Regions from separate parts of the Mus musculus genome. Here region 1 is linked to region 2. A link is a loop called in an ENCODE intact Hi-C map of the cell type or tissue named here. Cell type or tissue: gastrocnemius. All regions are shown on one strand. Links, peaks and the distances in the headings refer to the core of each region. The heading gives the core; the rest is flanking DNA. Region 1 has its middle 72 kb from the start of Mir3105. Region 2 overlaps Gm34561 (a long non-coding RNA gene).

Region 1 (8,200 bases), core at 2,322-4,821, 340 kb after region 2:
CATCACCACCATAATCTCCATGAACATCATCATCTTCAACTATCTTCAACACCACCATTACAGCTTCGAGTTGCTGAGTCCTCACCCCATGCCAGGTATCACAGATGTTTGATTTCTACTTCAGCCTCTTAGCAACCCTAGATCCAAAGTGCATTCAGGTCACCTAATTGCACATCCCCCAGTTTATGCCCATCAGAGCCCAGTGGGCCAGGCCTCCTCATCACTATCCCATGTCCCTGAGGCCATGTCTCTCCTTGCCCTGAATCTTGCCCTTCTGAATTCTCTCCCTCCCTGGGGTACATCCTCTGCATACCCAGTATGACACCACTTCCTATGCAATGGTCTCTGTTATCAACAACCGAGCCTGTGAAGCCACACATATCTGAAGACAAAGTGCCATGGGCACAGATGCCAGCAAGGCGGTGATAAGGGGAGAAAAGACTGAGGACTCTCTATGTGCAGTGCCAAAGGCTGACTTATCCTTCACTCTTGAGACAGCTCCCATGAGGAAGCTATGCAAGACTGTGACCCTCAGAGCAGTGCTAAGGCAACTTCACTCACACAATTCAGACACAGCTATGGACTGAGACAGACTGAAGACCCCCTACCATCCAGGGGAGGACAGATTCAGGTACACTCACTGATATCCCAACTTGTCATGGTGTCAAGGGGCTGTGTGGTCAGTAACTCCAGAGCCTATAAACCAACACAGTATCCGGTGGAGGTGCCACAAGATTAGTCACCTTGGCTCAATTTGTCCCAGGCTTCAGAGAACAGGCATACTGTCTGAAGCTGGGTGGCAGCAGGTTGCCCTCATGAGAGGGCAGCTTTGTGGAGTGGACAGCTCTCCCCACCCTTGCTCAGACTCACTGGCCTGTTGGATGGAAGTCACCCAGTCCTGGGGAGGCACAAATTTATAAATGAGGTGCGAGGAAAAGATAGTGTAGCCTTCTACTCCAAAGATGGCTAATAGCCTGCGGGCCAGATCACCCCCTTCCTCCAACCCCACCCCTCCTCCCTGTTTACTGAACAAATAACTTTCTTGCAGCATGGCCACTTTCCATGACCTGTCACTTCTGACCGCTATACCATGGCTGCTCAGCTGACATGTGACCAGAGGGTCCAGGCAGTGACCAAAGCATCAAATGTTTACCAATGGGCCCTGTAATGTCAGCTATCTCTATTCTAACTGACATTATATGGGGAGAAGGTTTTCCTGGGAGCTCTGGCCATCTAGGGATCCTCCTAGGGATGAAGACAGCTCTGGGGTATGTGGAGTAAACCCCGGCACGTTCAGTCTCCTATATAGTCAAGAACAGAGGCTGCCTAATAAAACTCTGCAGCCTCCTTTTCAAAGACCATCATCATGCCCACAATTATTTTAAGTGACAGAAACTGTGATTTCCTATATTTTTTGATGATTAAAATATGCTTGAAATATACTGAGTGAAATTAAGCCTTGTTTTCCCATAGCAGGCAATCATTACAAAGCAGATGTTGGTGCAGATGTTTTCCTAGCCCCAGCCAAGCCTCATGATGTGTTTTCTAAGGCAGCTGAATATTCCCACACTTAACAAGGGTTCCCCCATTCCAGCTCCACGGTGGACCCCAGGGGCATCTGCACTGTGAATATACTCTGCGTGCAAGCCAGGAGCCCTGCAAGACACTCCAGCTGAAACACCGATTCCATCAGCCTAACCATGAGCAACGACACTCACAGATTCTATGGTCAGAAGGCTTGACTGGGTGTGGACCATGTGAGTGGGGCCTTAAAGGGTTTGTAGGAGTTCTCAAGAGTGAATGATCCAGGAAAGTTACTGGCTAGAAGTAGAGTGGACTTGGGGCCAGCCATTAGGGCCTGGTAACAAACTTGGATGTAAGCTAAGGCTTGAATTGTCATCTAGGGTCACTGTCAGTGGTGTGATGAGATTATTGCTCTGAAACTGGAAGAGAACTCAGTGTTCACTGAGACCACATCCCAGGCTCAGCAGAGCCTCACCACTGAGATCCCTCTGCCCTTCAAGAGGGAGAGTCTTTCCCCAGTCCCTCTGCTGGGCTGCCTGGGGTCAAGTCCGTGGGTCATTAGCCCCAGACTTGAGGTTTCACCAAGTGAGAAGAGAAACAAGAAAGCAGCGTCTTCAGTGGGGTTGCCCTGTCAACCTGACCTTGAGCACCAAGGACATTGGTGACTTTCCTGCTTGCTGAAGCTGGCCCTGAAGTCCACCCACATCCTTTGAGCAGCACTATGCTCTACCCCACCCCACCCCCACCCCGGGACATCCATCTTTACTTCCCCTCCACATCCAGCTCAACCTACTCATGGTCCAGGATCCAAGTCCCAGCTACTAAGGTGCCTCCCTTCCAGAGAGCAGGGACCATGTTCCTCATAGGGATTCTGGAACAACACTGCCCACCAGGGTCTGCCAGGGAAGCTTGGGGGAGGGGTGTGGGCACCAGTGTGTCATGTACCTTGAAATCTGCTTAGGAGTTTGTCCCCATGGAGGTCAAAAGATAGCTGAGGCTAGACCCTGCATCTGCACACCCAGGCCTCATGGCAACATGAAACCACAACAGCCAAAGGCAGAACAAGCCACATGTCCACCCAGGGGAAAGCAGGTAAGCAAAGGTGCCCGTCCCTCAGTGGTGTGGAAACAAACTTCAGAAGGCAGAGTGTCTGGCACTCGTTAGTACAGGTTAGACCATGAGAACATGATGCTGAGTGGAAGAAGCTTAGCATAGGTGGCTATCTCCTGCAAAATCCTAGTCTTCAGAGGTCCTTAGAGCAAAGAGCAGGATGGGGAACTAGGGGTTGTGGGGGTGGGGGGTCGGGAGCCAGTGTTTCCTGGGGAGACAGAGAGTCAGTCTGGGAAGATGAAAAATTCTGGAGGTGGGGAGTGGGGATGTCCATACAGTGTTGTGAATGTGCTGACTGTCAAAGCACTGTGTGCCCACGTGTTTATGAGAGTCATGTTTGTTATTCACATTTAACCACAAGTGAAAAGGAGAGCGGAAGGGTTACCCAAGTGCCAGGCTCTGGGACCAAGCAAAATTGGCACTCAGCCAGGGGAACAGGAGGTTCCAGCTTCTCCTGTGTCTTTTAGACAATGAGCAGCCTGGGTCACTGGCACTGTGCAGGGCTGACTGTAGATCTGGAATGTGACCTGGGGCTGCTCACAGCTTCACCAGCCTCTGGTTCTCAGTAAGGCAGCAGGTGAGGGTCACAGAGATACCCTGGCCAGTCTCTCCACCCAGTGTCCAATGCGCCCCAGGGTTAGGGTGAGGGATGTGCATGCCACTGACCTGATTGTAGAGGGCGCAGATATGCAGGGCTGTGTTCCCTGAGGCGTTCTGTGCGCTCATGTCTGCGCCATAGAAAAGCAGATGTTCCAGATGCTGGACATGGCCGTACCTGCAGGCCTGAGATAAGAGACTGAGTGAGACCTTGGTGCTCCTGCTGGTCAGTCCTGAGACAGAGACCCCAATGCCCCCTGCTGGCCAGTTCTGAGACTGAGACCCCAGTGCTCTCTGCTGGCTAGATTCTAGACACAGAGGATGTATGAGACCTCAGCACCCCCTGCTGGCTAGGTCTGAGACAGACTCCAGCACCCCCTGCTGACTAGGTCTGAGACAGAGACTCCAGCACCCTCTGCTGGCTAGGTCTGAGACAGAGACTCCAGCACCCTCTGCTGGCTAGGTCTGAGACAGAGACTCCAGCACCCCCTGCTGACTAGGTCTAAGACACAGAGACTTCATGAGACCCCAGCACCCCCTGCTGGCTAGATCTGAGACACAGAGCCTGCATGAGACACCAGCACCCCCTGTTGCCTGGCCCTAAGACACAGAGACTGAATAAAACCCCAGCACCCTCTACTGGCTGGGCCTAAGACACAGATGTTGAGTGAGACTTGGTACCTAAGGTTGCCCAGGCAACAGGCCTATGCCCAGCATCCTACCACTCATTTAAAAGCATGACAGAGCTCTTAGAAGACTTCACCCCACCTAGCTTTGTAGACTTAGGCCCACAGACATCACACACCAAGGACTGGCTAAGAGTGGAAACAGGGAACCCCTGACTAGTTGGAAACCTGTACTCTGATCTTGGACGAGGGGTCTGGAAGGGGCCCCAGGGTTCTTTCCACACAGAACCAAAAAGACACATTGTTCAAAAGACAAATAGATCTTTCCCTGATATGGGTGCTGAACTCTGTGACATACCAATCAGGATACTCAGCTCTGTATTACTGGTCCATGCTCCCAGGTGGGATGCTGTTATGTATGGGCATGGAGATGCTCTGAGCCCTATACCTGTGTGTACAAAGAGGCCTACACTTGTCCTTCCACATGCAAACCCAGCTTCCCACTGCATTAAATGAAATCCAACCTTCCACAGGAGGTGGGACCCAGGGTAGGACAGCCCCACTATGTGATCTGCTCCTTTCAGGTCCTTCTAGGGGTTGACACAGTGCCTATGTCCCAGGTAGTTTGAAAGCCAACACACTTGGACTGGGTCCCAGACCATCCATTAGCTTGGCCTTCACTTTCAAGCTTATGGATGTCCTTGTCATTAAGTGGAAGCAGTGTTCCTCTCTTGAGTTAAGAGGACAAGTACATCAAAGATGACATGACACTGGGCCCTAAAAATAGGCACAGCACCCCATCCCAGTTCAAAGGGGGCAGGAAGGTCCATGCACAGGTGACTGGGCACCTCCGCCAGGCAGTGACCTCACAGGAGGAGGCAGGTCTGCCACACCAAGGACAAAGAAAGAAAACTCTCCTAGATGATGACATTGGTCCTGGGTCAACGACTATGCCTCTGATCAGTGTGCAGAGGACACTTTACCTCAGCAGGGTCAGTGAGAGTAAGAGTCACTTTGCAAAGAGGGAGAAGTAGACTATCGCTGTTAAAAGCATCCAAGAAACATCCATTTATCGTGCCATGCCCCCGGTGATGCTCTCTCATTGTTGACTAGATGGCTCTGCCAGGAGATCCCGCTCTCCTACCTGCCTGCCTGCTGGCCCCACTTCACTTAAGCACCTGCTTCATTCCTGAGATTGCCTGCCCAGTTCCTGTTGGTTCAGATGGCCCAGGTACACCTGATCCTGCAGAAGGACAGGTCACAGCTATGCAGCTGGCAGCTCCATCATTGCAGGCAAGGCTCAGGGAGGGACCTTGGAGCCCAGCAGACTCAGGGAGCAAAGGCCAGCATGGCTCAGGACTTCTGGAAAAGTAACATTCTTTACAGCTGCTGGGGCTAGCACACCACAGAAAGGGGAGGGGAGGGGAGAGGAGGGGAGGGGAGGGGAGGGGAGGGGAGGGGAGGGGAGGGGAGGGGAGGGGAGAGGAGGGGAGGGGAGGGGAGGGCCACAAGAACCACAGGGAGAAGCAAGGAACCAGGGAAGCCCATGGAGGACCCTGCTGGGACTCCTCTGAGCTACTCTACCCCTGGGGCTTTTCAGAGACATTAAAATAAGGCCTAATCCCTCCGCTTGCTTCAACCAGTTTGAGATGGGAATTCTGCTCCTTAAACTGAAGATACAATTTGGCTAATCGGCTCTTCTTGAAGGCTTTGTGGAGACAGCATTTTGTAGCAGCTTAATTTAATTGCTCTCTAGTCAGTTAAGAGGACTGGTTACTACAGGCTCACTGAGCAATTAATCCAGACTCATTACCCCCTCCCCCACATAATTTGAATTCATGAAGGTTGAAGTTGCATTCCCAGGAGTCTGCCACCACTTTCTCAGAGAGGGTCAAAATGTGATGGACACTGAGAGAGGAAACAGGGGCATTGACTGTAGGAAGTTAGGGGCAAGGGTGAAGAGGGAGGGGGAGGAGGATGGGGATGGGGGAGGAGGAAGAGGAAGAAGGAGGAGAAGGAGAAGAGGAGAAGAGCAGAAGGAGGAGGAGAAGGAAGAAGGAAGTAGGAGGAGGAGGAGGAGAAGAAGAGGAGGTGGAGGAGGAGGAGGAGGAAGAGGAAGAAACAAAAATTGATAGCTATAGCCTCAGAATCTGCCAGGCACATAGATTAGGCCTTTAGCCTCTTCCCTTCTTAATCCCTGCTGGTGGAGATGCAGGAGTGTGGGTAGGGAGAGCCCAGGGATCAGACACTGGATGGCTGAGCAGACCATCTGCAGCCAGAGCTTAACAAACAGGTGCTCAGGTGAAGAACTCAGGGTGGTTTCTCTAAGCTGAAGAGACTAAATTCAATTTAAAGAAAAATTAGCTAAGATTCAATTTAAAGAAAAGCCAAGGCCTTGTGATGCTGGCTTGGTATGGGGATTAATTAATTAATTTTATGTGCATGAGTGTTTTTATGTAGGTCTATGCACTACATGCATGCAATACCTGATGAGGCCAGCAGAGGGCATTTGAACTCCTGGGACAATGAAGAACCAGCCGGATGCCATTTTAAATTTAAAAGCCATCTTACAGTAAAGACAAATTAGGTTTGTTCCTGTTTATGATTAAAGCTCTGCTTCTCAAGGATTAGGCTATGCAGTGCCTATAACTTTAACTACAAATGGTTCTCTACTGCCTGTTCCAAGAAACAGCTAGGGTGTCTTTGTTTCAAAAAGCCAATAACCATCTTGCAACATTATCTTTGTTTTCAAATGGTTGCTATGATTACCTGTTGTTGAGACCACATTGCAATTATGTCTTCCTGTCAGGAGGTGTTAGGTGTCATGCTTATGTTCTGCTCCTATAACCCTTCCAATTTTTCCCACTAAATCCCCCATTTGGAAACCCTCTAGTCCTGAGCTATAAAAGCCTTGGCTTCCTCACATCCAATGCTTACACCCCCGCCTTAGGAGGAGGCAGCCCATGTACACAAATGAAAAAAAAAACTTGCTTTAATTAATTTGGCCACAATAATTTGGGCCAGTGCTTTCCTTCTGTCTTTGAGATTAATAACTGGCGTTATAGACATTTGTGAGCCACCATGTGGTTGCTGGCAATTGAACCCAGATCCTCTGGAAGAGCAGCCAGGGCTCTTAGCTACTGAACCATCTCTCCAACCCCTGGTATGGAGTCTTACCATGAACACAATTCTCTTTTGATTGACAACTGGAGCTAGATTCTCACTATGTAACACCCGATGACCTGGAACTCATTATGTAGACTAGGCTGGTGTCAACCTGGGGTGACTGTCTTGCCTCTGGTTTCCAAGTGCTAGAGAGTGAACTGTCATGCCTGGATGGATGAATGTACAGTTTTGACATATATACAGAGAAACAAAGATGGAAGCAGAGACAGCTGTCCCTCTGAGCTATGAGACCATCAGTGATCAATCAGAAATATTCAGGATAAACACCATATTTGTAGTGATGGTACACAGACATCTTTTTCTTGTCATTGTTTCCCAAACAAAAGAACAGAACAAGTATTTGTACAGCATGTCCACTGTGCAGGGTCATAGATGACAGGGGTGGTTCAGAGTATGAGAGGGGTGCAAATGTGTGTTTGTGTTATTTTATGTTGGGACAATGTAGTGATTTGAATGAGAGTGCTCCCCATAGGCCTGTATGTTTACATGCTTGGCCCCTAGTTGGTGGGAGCATTTGGGAAGGATTTGGAGGTGTGGCCTTGTTGGTGGAGGTGTACCACTGAGGGCAAGCTTTGAGTTTGCAAAAGACTCATGACATCACCAGTGCCTGTCTCTGTCTGTGTCTCTCTGTCTCTCTTTGTCTGTCTCTTTGTCTCTTTCTGTGTCTCTGTCTCCCTCTGTCTCTCTCTTTCCTCCCCCTACCTCTCTCTGACACCTGATTTTAGATCTAGATGTGACCTCTCAGCTGAGCCTGCTGCTGTGCCTTTGCTCTGCCATCCTGGACTCTAACCCTCTGAAACTACAAGTCTAATTAAACACTTTCTTTCATAAGTTGCCATGGTCACGGTGTTTTGTCAGAGCAATAGGAAATTAAATAGGACAGACAAGGCTTTACTCTGTAGCTCTGTGGCCTAGGCTGACTTAGAACTCAAAGTCAACCCCTGGCCTCAGCTTCTTAAATGTTGAGATCACAGGTGTGAGTCTCCATATCTGGCTGTACCTTCTCAATTTTTGGTAAGACACTTAAACATCATCATAGATTAGATTGTGACATCCTTGGGGTCCTGGAGATATGGGAGGGAGGGACGGAGGGAGGGAGGGACGGAGGGAGGGAGGAAGGGAGGGAGGGAGGGAGGAGAGGGGGAGGAGGAGGAGGA
Region 2 (8,200 bases), core at 3,102-5,601:
ATGAGTGTGCTCTTTTGTTTCTCCCTAGGAAGGCAATGCAGCATAGGGAAGGGTCGTGTCCTCGTCAGATGACTCTGGAACATTCTGGTGGTCCTGAATGCTGGGACTATACCAATTGATTCATAACTCCAGCTTGTGGTACCCCACAAGCTACTTTGCAAAGATATAATTTGTTACGTGTCTTTTCTGATCCTCTAGCCTTAAGACACAGTAGTCAACATCTCCACACCCCCGCCCCACCCCGACCCCTTTCCTGCTGGGTCAGAATCTAGTGTGGAGGACAGTGTTCACACACCTCTCCTCTTCATGATCCCTCCTGACACAAGAGGCAATGCCTTTGGCTGACGACTCAGCCTTAGTTGCATGTCCCATCATCTAAACTCACAGTCCTGTCCTGTCTGAGTCACTTCACAGGTCACAATTTATTCTCCAGTCTGCCAGCTGCTCAGGGGCTTCTCTGTACTCATGTGGCAGACTCCATTCATGAAGGAGGTGTGCCATTCTGTGTGGTGACACAGAGGAAGACAGCTACCCTGCTCCTCACCCCCGGACACTTCAACACTTCACCTTGTGATGACAGCTAGGGATGTGTAGCCACATCCACAGGAAGAAGGCATTGAATGGAACATGAACAAAGACGGCCGTGTCATGATTGGCCTGTGGACACTCCATCCTTAGCTTAACTTCAGTTGTATCTCGTCACCCAGGGCACGCACAATGCCCATGTGCCTTCAGAGAGCATCTCTGTTTTATTGTTTGGTCCCTGTGTAAGCACCAACTGTTGCAGTAACTTTCCTGAGAGATGTGAACGAATGTCTGTTCACCCTAGACAGTGTGGATAATGGATGAAGTCCTGAGTGAATGTGTATTATTATCATGAGCACAGCCACGTCAAGGACCTCAGTGCCTCAGACCCATTGGAAGGGTAAGACCTTTCCTGGGCCAGGCTTAGGATTAGCAAAGCAACGTCCTGTGTGTGGGTGTTGACAATGTGTGTGGAAACCATACATCAACCATAGCGTCCTCCTCCTGGATGATAGACACCCGACAGTGTCTGCTACAGAGACCCAGGACTGAGGTTAGCTAGCCCTCCTCCTCATTCAGGCCATATACAGAAAACATGCCGTTTCCCAGCTATTGCTGGATCATCTCCTTCAGCTCATATGACCCACCCAATCTCTCTCTCTCCCTCTCTCTCTCCCTCCCTACCTTCTTCCCTTTCTCCCTCTCTCCCTCCTTCACTCCCCTCTCTCTGTCTATCTGTCTCTCTTTGTTGTTGTGTGAAGGTCAATCCCAAGCCATGAAGGCCATAGCAAGATGGGAGGCCAACCACAGATCAAAGAAACAGTCCACCCAAGCTCAGCTTGGTAAGCCAGTGGTTTTAACTGGGGTTCCTGACCTGGACAAGGAGTCACTAGCAGAGTGTGGGGGAGGAGCCATTGCAGGAGCATGGGCTAGGGGATCACTTGAGGAATCGAGGGTGAGGGGTCTCTCCCAGGGAACAGTGGCTTCCAGTTGGTTATGTTGCTGGAGTAGCATCTCCCTTCAGGATCCTTTAACTGCTAATATGTAGGGCAAGGTGTGGTGCACTCCCTTGAAACCTCCTGGGGTACCCATGAGGCATGAGCCACACATCTCTTTTGGGGTCAAATATCATGGAATACATCTGGGACCTAGAGGCAGTGTGCAGATCCATCCTGGACTGGTTTTGGATGAATGAATGGCCAAATGTGTCCTCAGAGTGAACTTTCAGGGAAAACCCCCTAGTTCCCATCTTATGCCTATGTGTATCGATGAGCACATGTTAAATCCAGATGCATCATGGGAGGGAAAATGAACAGAGAATAAGACTTACGTAACCCAAACTTGTCAATCAAAATGGAAAACCATCCAGGTACGATGAGTGATGCAAGCCTTTGGTCCTTGCACTCGGCAGAGGCCAGTGGATCTCTATAAATTCAAGGCCAGCCTAGTCTACATGGCGAGTTCCAGGATAGCCAGGGCTACACAGAGAAACCCTGTCTTGAATACCCCACCCCCAAAATAAAAACAAATGGAAAACTACCCATACCCCACACCTGGCAGCCACTTCCTCCCCTTGGATCCACAGAAGAAAGCCCAGCTATGACCAGGGAGGGGCCTCACACCCTCTTGCCCACTGCTTCTTTGCTGAATAGAGCTTTGCTTCTGAATAAAGCCCCTGCTCTCTTTCCATTTGTTTGTGCTTCTTCAGTTCTTTGAACAAGATGCCAAGAACGAGGAAACACCCTCTCCAGATAGTGACCATTGGGGACACAATCTCATGGAAGTCCCCTGTAGGTGACCACATTCACTCATGACAGAAATAGCCATGCCATCCCAGAAAGTATTGTTCAAGACAAGACATCTCCATGAGGAGTCAGGGATACTGTAGCTATGAGAACAGTCTCAGAGTGGAAAGTGAAGAAAATGTCCAGGACCAAGGGCTGTAGGAAGAGATGTTGTCGGGGTGGGAAGAAGGGCAGGCTGTGGGTCCCTCTTCTATGTTCCAGTGTGCACCTAGTGAGGGGATGACCCTCAAACCCAGTGCGACGAGCCCAGCATCACTAACTGTTCTGGTTTCCTGGTTCCCAGAATGCACCTCCTGTCAGATGTTCTCGAGCCTGCCTTCCTGCCCATGGCTGAAGACTGGCAGGGCAACAGTCTCCATGTGCCTGCTGTAAACAAACCAGGCTTGTCTCTCACGCTCTCAGCTTCTGTTGTCTCCTTCCCCTTAATGAAGAGGAGCAGCTACACGGTCCAGTGAGTGTCCCTCTCTCCCAAAAAGCTGGTTCAAGGGGAGGGAGGAGACTGCTGTGGAGACGGAAAGATTCAGGTCGTAGGGTTTCCTTAGAGCTGTTGCATGCTCATTGTCTCTGATGGGGTCTTTGCAGTCACAGTTCACAGATTCTTGCTTGAAAGTGGAGGGTTTGCTTTGAGCTGGATCAGAGGGTGTGCTCCACAGCCAGGGAGGTCTGCGGCTGTCCTGTTCTGGCTTCCTTCCTGGCTTCAGGGCAGTGGGTCTATGCTTATGGCTGCCCCTGTCCTCCTCAGCTCTGACCTCCTCTGTCACACCTGTGATCTGGAAGGGGCAGAAAGGCAAAAGCCCTCTTCTCACCAGTAGAGGGAGCTGTGGAAGAAAAGCCACTGTGGTGGACTAGCACCCAGGTCACCACCATGGGCATCAGAGAAAAACACCAGAGACTGCAGGTAGTTCCTAGCTGTGAGTGGCAGTTGTGTGCGCCCATGTTGGGAACTGGGCCTTTGGAGTTCCTGTCCACATGGCATCTACATGTCTGAGCCTCAGTTCCTACATCTATAAAAGGGACGTCAGCTTGCGACGGTTCTCAGGGAACAGTCAATGCTACAGGTGCTCTTTTCTTTTAGGTCCTCTATTTGAAGGTCAGGGTCCCTGTGTATGGCAATCTTGACCACAGACAGGTAAGGAAGTTAGGGTGGTCTGTTTCTGATTCCAGCCTTCTTCTCTTCTCTATAAACTTTGTGTGGGGTGTGATCCTGGGCAGTACTGAGCTTCCAGAATCCCTGAATTGCATTAATGACTCAGGAAGGAGAAAGGGAGAGGTCATGACCCTGTCATCAGGTGTGGACTCTGACCAAGTGGCCTATTCCTAGGGCATCTGTGGCTTCTCCCTTCCAGGTGAACCTGGCCAGGGAGGTTGCACAGTAGTAAACTGGGACTCTCCTTTCCATGACTCAAGCAGGACTTAGTTCCAAAACTGAGACTGAAGTGCCCTGGAGTAAGGCTCTGCCCTGTAGCTGGTACACACTCCTGGAGGGAACCCTGCTGTGCCCAGGCTGCACTCTGCTTATGCCACTGCCTTTATACAGTGCGTTCTCCACACTCCCTCAGTTCTGGGCAACATCAGGGTGGCTTGATTTCCATGAACAGCCAAGAGAGTTGCTGAGTTGACTCTAGGTTGTGTCTCTAGGATACCTGGGCATCTCACCCAGTGCCTGTGGGCAGTGTCCAGTCTCACCTTTGGACTCTTGACCCTCAGGCACATGCCTTGTGTGGGTGCAGTGCTAACACTAGGAAGAAGGTGCCCCTCTGTATTCCGTGATTCAGCTTCTGGGATTATGGGGACCTACCCTGCCTAAATCCTGTGACCGGTGAGTTCACAGCCTGCTGGTTGTAGCACAGCCTCATGACAGTCTTGGAGCTTTGGTGGGAGGATTCTGGGTCTGAGGCACTCTTTGTATCTTTAAGGTTTGTGTGAGTGTATGTATGTGTGTGTGTGTGACAGTACCACTCTATGGCATGTCAGTCCACCCTACCTCTGCCATCAGTAGGCTAAGGAGACATGGTGTGTGGTGGCATCACTCCCCTCTCTGGCTGAGTCCCTTGAGGATCACTATAATTGTGATTAGTCTAGATCCAGGGACAAAATGCTTGCTCCCAGAGTGTGTCCACCACACGAAGGATGGAGGCCACTCAGGGAAATCTGACATCTTGAATTTCTGGAAACAGCTGACAGTTGTGAGACTAGAGTCACACCGACATGCTTCTAATGTCTAGTCTCAGTCATGAGAATGCACATATTTTGTCATTTTTAGCAAAACATAAAACCAAGACCACCGCTGCCCTCGGTAAGCAGCACTGGCCAGTGCCACCAGGGGGCGCTATAATACAAGCGCTGCCCACCCAGGATGCCATCAGAAATGACACCGCCTCCCCCATGATAATTCTCTAAAACATGTTTGCATTTAAATGAAAATACTGGACGTGATATAGCAGAGAGCATTTTTAATGGAAAATTAGTTGATAACACAATTCTGTTTCAACGTTCTCTCTCTCTCTTTCTCTCTCTCTTTTTAAGCATAACAGACTGTGTATTCCACAGTCTTCTGATGAGAAGGGCCCTGCACAGGGCCTAGCTCCTCTCAGCACTCAGTTCTCCAGTCGGGCTTTGTTTCTTTAGGTTGTGCATTGCTATGGGCTTCCAGTTCAGAAGACAAGGCACTAGAACTATTTTGTTTAAATCAGCTACATTATACATCGATCTTCTTATCAAATGTACAGTTACAGTATGGTATTTATGCAGATTAGTTCAGAACACCCAAGGCACACACTTTGTTTGTTTTTTAAATCAATTTCTCTATCCAGAATTTATTGAAGGCTCAATATTAAAGTTTCAGATTGGCTGTGAACAGAGTTCTAGTAGAAGTCGCCAACAGTGGCTGCTGTGACTTTTAAATACAAACCAGCAAAGACTGTGAGCTGCAGACCCACGTCCCAGAGTGCAGGAAGAAACAGCATCATCAGGACAGTGGGGACTTGCAGGGGTGGAGCCAGAGGGCTGCTAGAATCTGGGGCAGGGCACAGGACACTGCCAGATACTACCTAAAGCAGGCAGTCTGAATGCCAGTGTCTGTGTGACCCCCCTCCCTCCCACACACAGGATGTTCCCACCCAGGGCCTCTGCAGGTGCAGCATGGTCCAGACCCCTGGGGAGCAAATGCCTTAAACACAGTTCAAGTACAGAGAAGGTCGGCCGGTAGATGTCCCCTGATGGATGCCCAGTTTACCGAGAGGTCTGGAAAAAGCTGTCAGACAGTGAAGCAAGGGGAGCTGATGGTCGAGGAGACTCTACAGGAGGAGCACAGGGAACAAAGGACAAAGATGGGGACACAGTGGCTGCTGCTTGGATGAAGGGTGTGCTCAAGGAGAGACCCTGTTGGGGAAGAACTCAGGAGGCCAGAGAGGCTCAGTGCTTTTCAGATATACTTCCAGGAGCACACAGATGGCCCTAAGCTCCTGGTCCAGATGTTTGCCAAAGACCCAGATTTTCTCCTTCTGCCCTGGCCTTAGTCCACTGCTGCTTGTAGAAGCAGCACCTGCTTAGGTCAGCCAGAGAAGCCACTCAGTCTTCTGCTCCCGTGGTCCCTGGCCGGCCGACAGCCCTCATTGCTGTGAGGACACCTCTCCTTCTGGGAAAGAAGGAGGCAAGCGGAGGTCAGTCTCTGGTGGCCCTGCACCCACCCCTGAGACAGAAGGGACAGCCAGGCCTGGGACCCGTGCTCACAGGAGTGGTCACATTTTTGACATTTTGCACAATTTTGAAATACTATACAAGGTTTTCATTTAGACAACGAGGGCACTTGAGAAAACGGGCCTGAGGTGAAGTGGCTGAAGGGAAGATGCCATCCTGTTACCTTGCCCAGGTAAAGCAGGTTGAAGTGTGCAAAACAACACCCTATTTCTGATGGCAAGTTTGCCTGCTCTTGGGGGGGAGGGGCGGGGGAGGGGGAGTCAGCTCCTTTGTAATCAGAACACAACCTTATTGCAAGAGTATATTTATTTTTTTTACAGTAATTTTGGTTGCCATACAAGAGATTGAAGGATTTGGGGGAAAAGTGCAAAGTACAGGAACTCTCTCTCTCTCTCACTTTCTCACTCTCCCTCACTCTCCCTCTTCCTCTCTCTCCTTCTAAATAAATAAAGTCTAAAAAGAAAAGGAGCACAAAATTAACAGCAACAAAGGTAATGTGACATGTGTCGTTACACACAAACTATAGTGTGAAACATGTTCATATTCAAAACCCAAAATTGCTAATGGGAGAAAAAAAATCAATATTTGTGGCCCCCCTACCCGCACACACACAAAAGGTCATTGCCAGGTCAGCTGGGTAATGTTTGCCTGTTCAATAACTCAGGAAAAAAAAAAAAAACCTCACCATTTTATTAACTAAAGTATCACAAATAATTCTTATGTAAAGTTTCAGCACGTCAGCAGTCACATTGAGTTTTTAATTGTATGAATTAAATCTAAAATGCGCACGGATGTCCCAGAGTAGGGATCCTGATGGGTATACACAATTTACAGCTTGAGAGATTTTGGTTTTGTATACACAATATTACAGAAACTAGGCATGTAAATTTATGCAGTTATTTAAATTACAGTATATAACAAAAGTTGATCTTAAAACCTGGAATAGTGGTAACATGGTCCTCATGAGCAGTTTAACATCTGGTTCACCACTGAAGAGGGTCCTGGGGTAGGGCCTGGTCCTGACATGTCCGAGTGTGTGTCGGGGGAACAATGGGCGGCAATTTCAATGAGGGACTATTGCTTTCTGCGCAAAATCAACTGTCAGAGACAGAGACCCAGTATCTAGGCAAATGTGTGTTTGGGTGATTGGGGGTCAGTTCTGATAGGTCCAGCTGTGTTCCTGTGACCAGACACTGCAAAGCAAAGCTGGCCTATCAGCTTCCAAGGCTGACAGTCAGCTTGCTTCTGCTTGGAGGCATGTGGCTTGAAGTCTAAGGAAGGCAGTCGCAGCTTGTCACCTGCTGCCTAAGCTCAGCGTGCCCCAAGCCACCAGGTCTCTCCTGCCTAGCATCTGCCTGGCACTGAGCACAGAGGTAATGCCAACCAGAAGCAAAGGAAAGGAGCCTAGTGCTATGGCACACTGAGGGGACTTCGAAGAACCACCCATTGGAAGACAAGTTAATGGCGAGGCCACATTTTCACACTCTCTGAATTCTTCAGTGGCTACCCGCAGTGTCTGGACTTGCAGCATCTCTGGAGTGTTACTCATTCATTCGCCATGCTGTGGATGAGGGAACCCAGAGCGTGGTGCTCAACAGTCACCTGGTACCAGCTGACTGGATGACTCAGAAGTTAGGGTTGACCTGCAAAGGGTTTTGGGGACAGAATAAGATTCAAAGGTCTGGTCTCCATAACAAGGGTTGTGGTGGATGCATGAGGGTGTGTGTGTGTGTGTGTGTGTGTGTGTGTGTGTGTGTGTGTGTAGTATGCATGTATGTGCATTGTTGTTGGAGAAACCGCAGAGTCATGGGTTCTAATCTTTTTGATGAAATAATTGCCCTTCAATGATGAAACTGTGGCAAAAGCTGAAAAACAACTTGATGTCACAGGTTCGGATGTGACCAGGGAAGGTTAATTTTTTAAAGGTCGCTTGTATAATTGTCCCAAGGAAATGGTATTTTTAAACCACAACCCCCTTTCCCTTTAGTTTTCCAGCACTGGGTGGCACAGAGGCTGCCTAGTAGACCAGCCATTTTCTTCTTAAAGTATTGTGCTTATGAACTATCTGTACACATATTTAAACTTGCAGTAAAGAAAGATTTTTTTTAATTGCTAAATTTTATGTGTTCATTGTAGCGCTGTTCCAGGCCTCGTCAGACACGTGGTTGTGA

The links. Peaks named below come from ENCODE experiments on the same cell type or tissue, not always from the same donor. Only the 100,000 strongest peaks of a DNase experiment are listed, where the experiment ranks them.
Region 1: it touches region 2 in a loop (2.3-fold over the local background); 21 of 42 quality-filtered maps call a loop at or near these places.

What each region holds. Positions count from the first base shown.
Region 1 is chr7:144,077,020-144,085,219 of GRCm38, reverse strand. It overlaps a transcript of Shank2 not described here. Among named protein-coding and RNA genes, the nearest start is that of Mir3105, 72 kb to the right of the region's middle. In gastrocnemius, for the core only: no CTCF peak of the experiment used is centred there; DNase peaks (open chromatin) are centred at 3,087 and 3,568.
Region 2 is chr7:144,422,612-144,430,811 of GRCm38, reverse strand. Gm34561 (a long non-coding RNA gene) reads left to right here. Exons shown (of 3, transcript XR_870067.3): 2 at 1,287-1,367; 3 at 2,614-4,718. Shank2 (SH3 and multiple ankyrin repeat domains 2) reads right to left here. Exons shown (of 16, transcript NM_001113373.3): 16 at 6,318-8,200. Among named protein-coding and RNA genes, the nearest start is that of Gm34561, 4.6 kb to the left of the region's middle. In gastrocnemius, for the core only: CTCF peaks have their summits at 3,139 (motif pointing right) and 4,638 (motif pointing right); DNase peaks (open chromatin) are centred at 3,868, 4,652 and 5,476.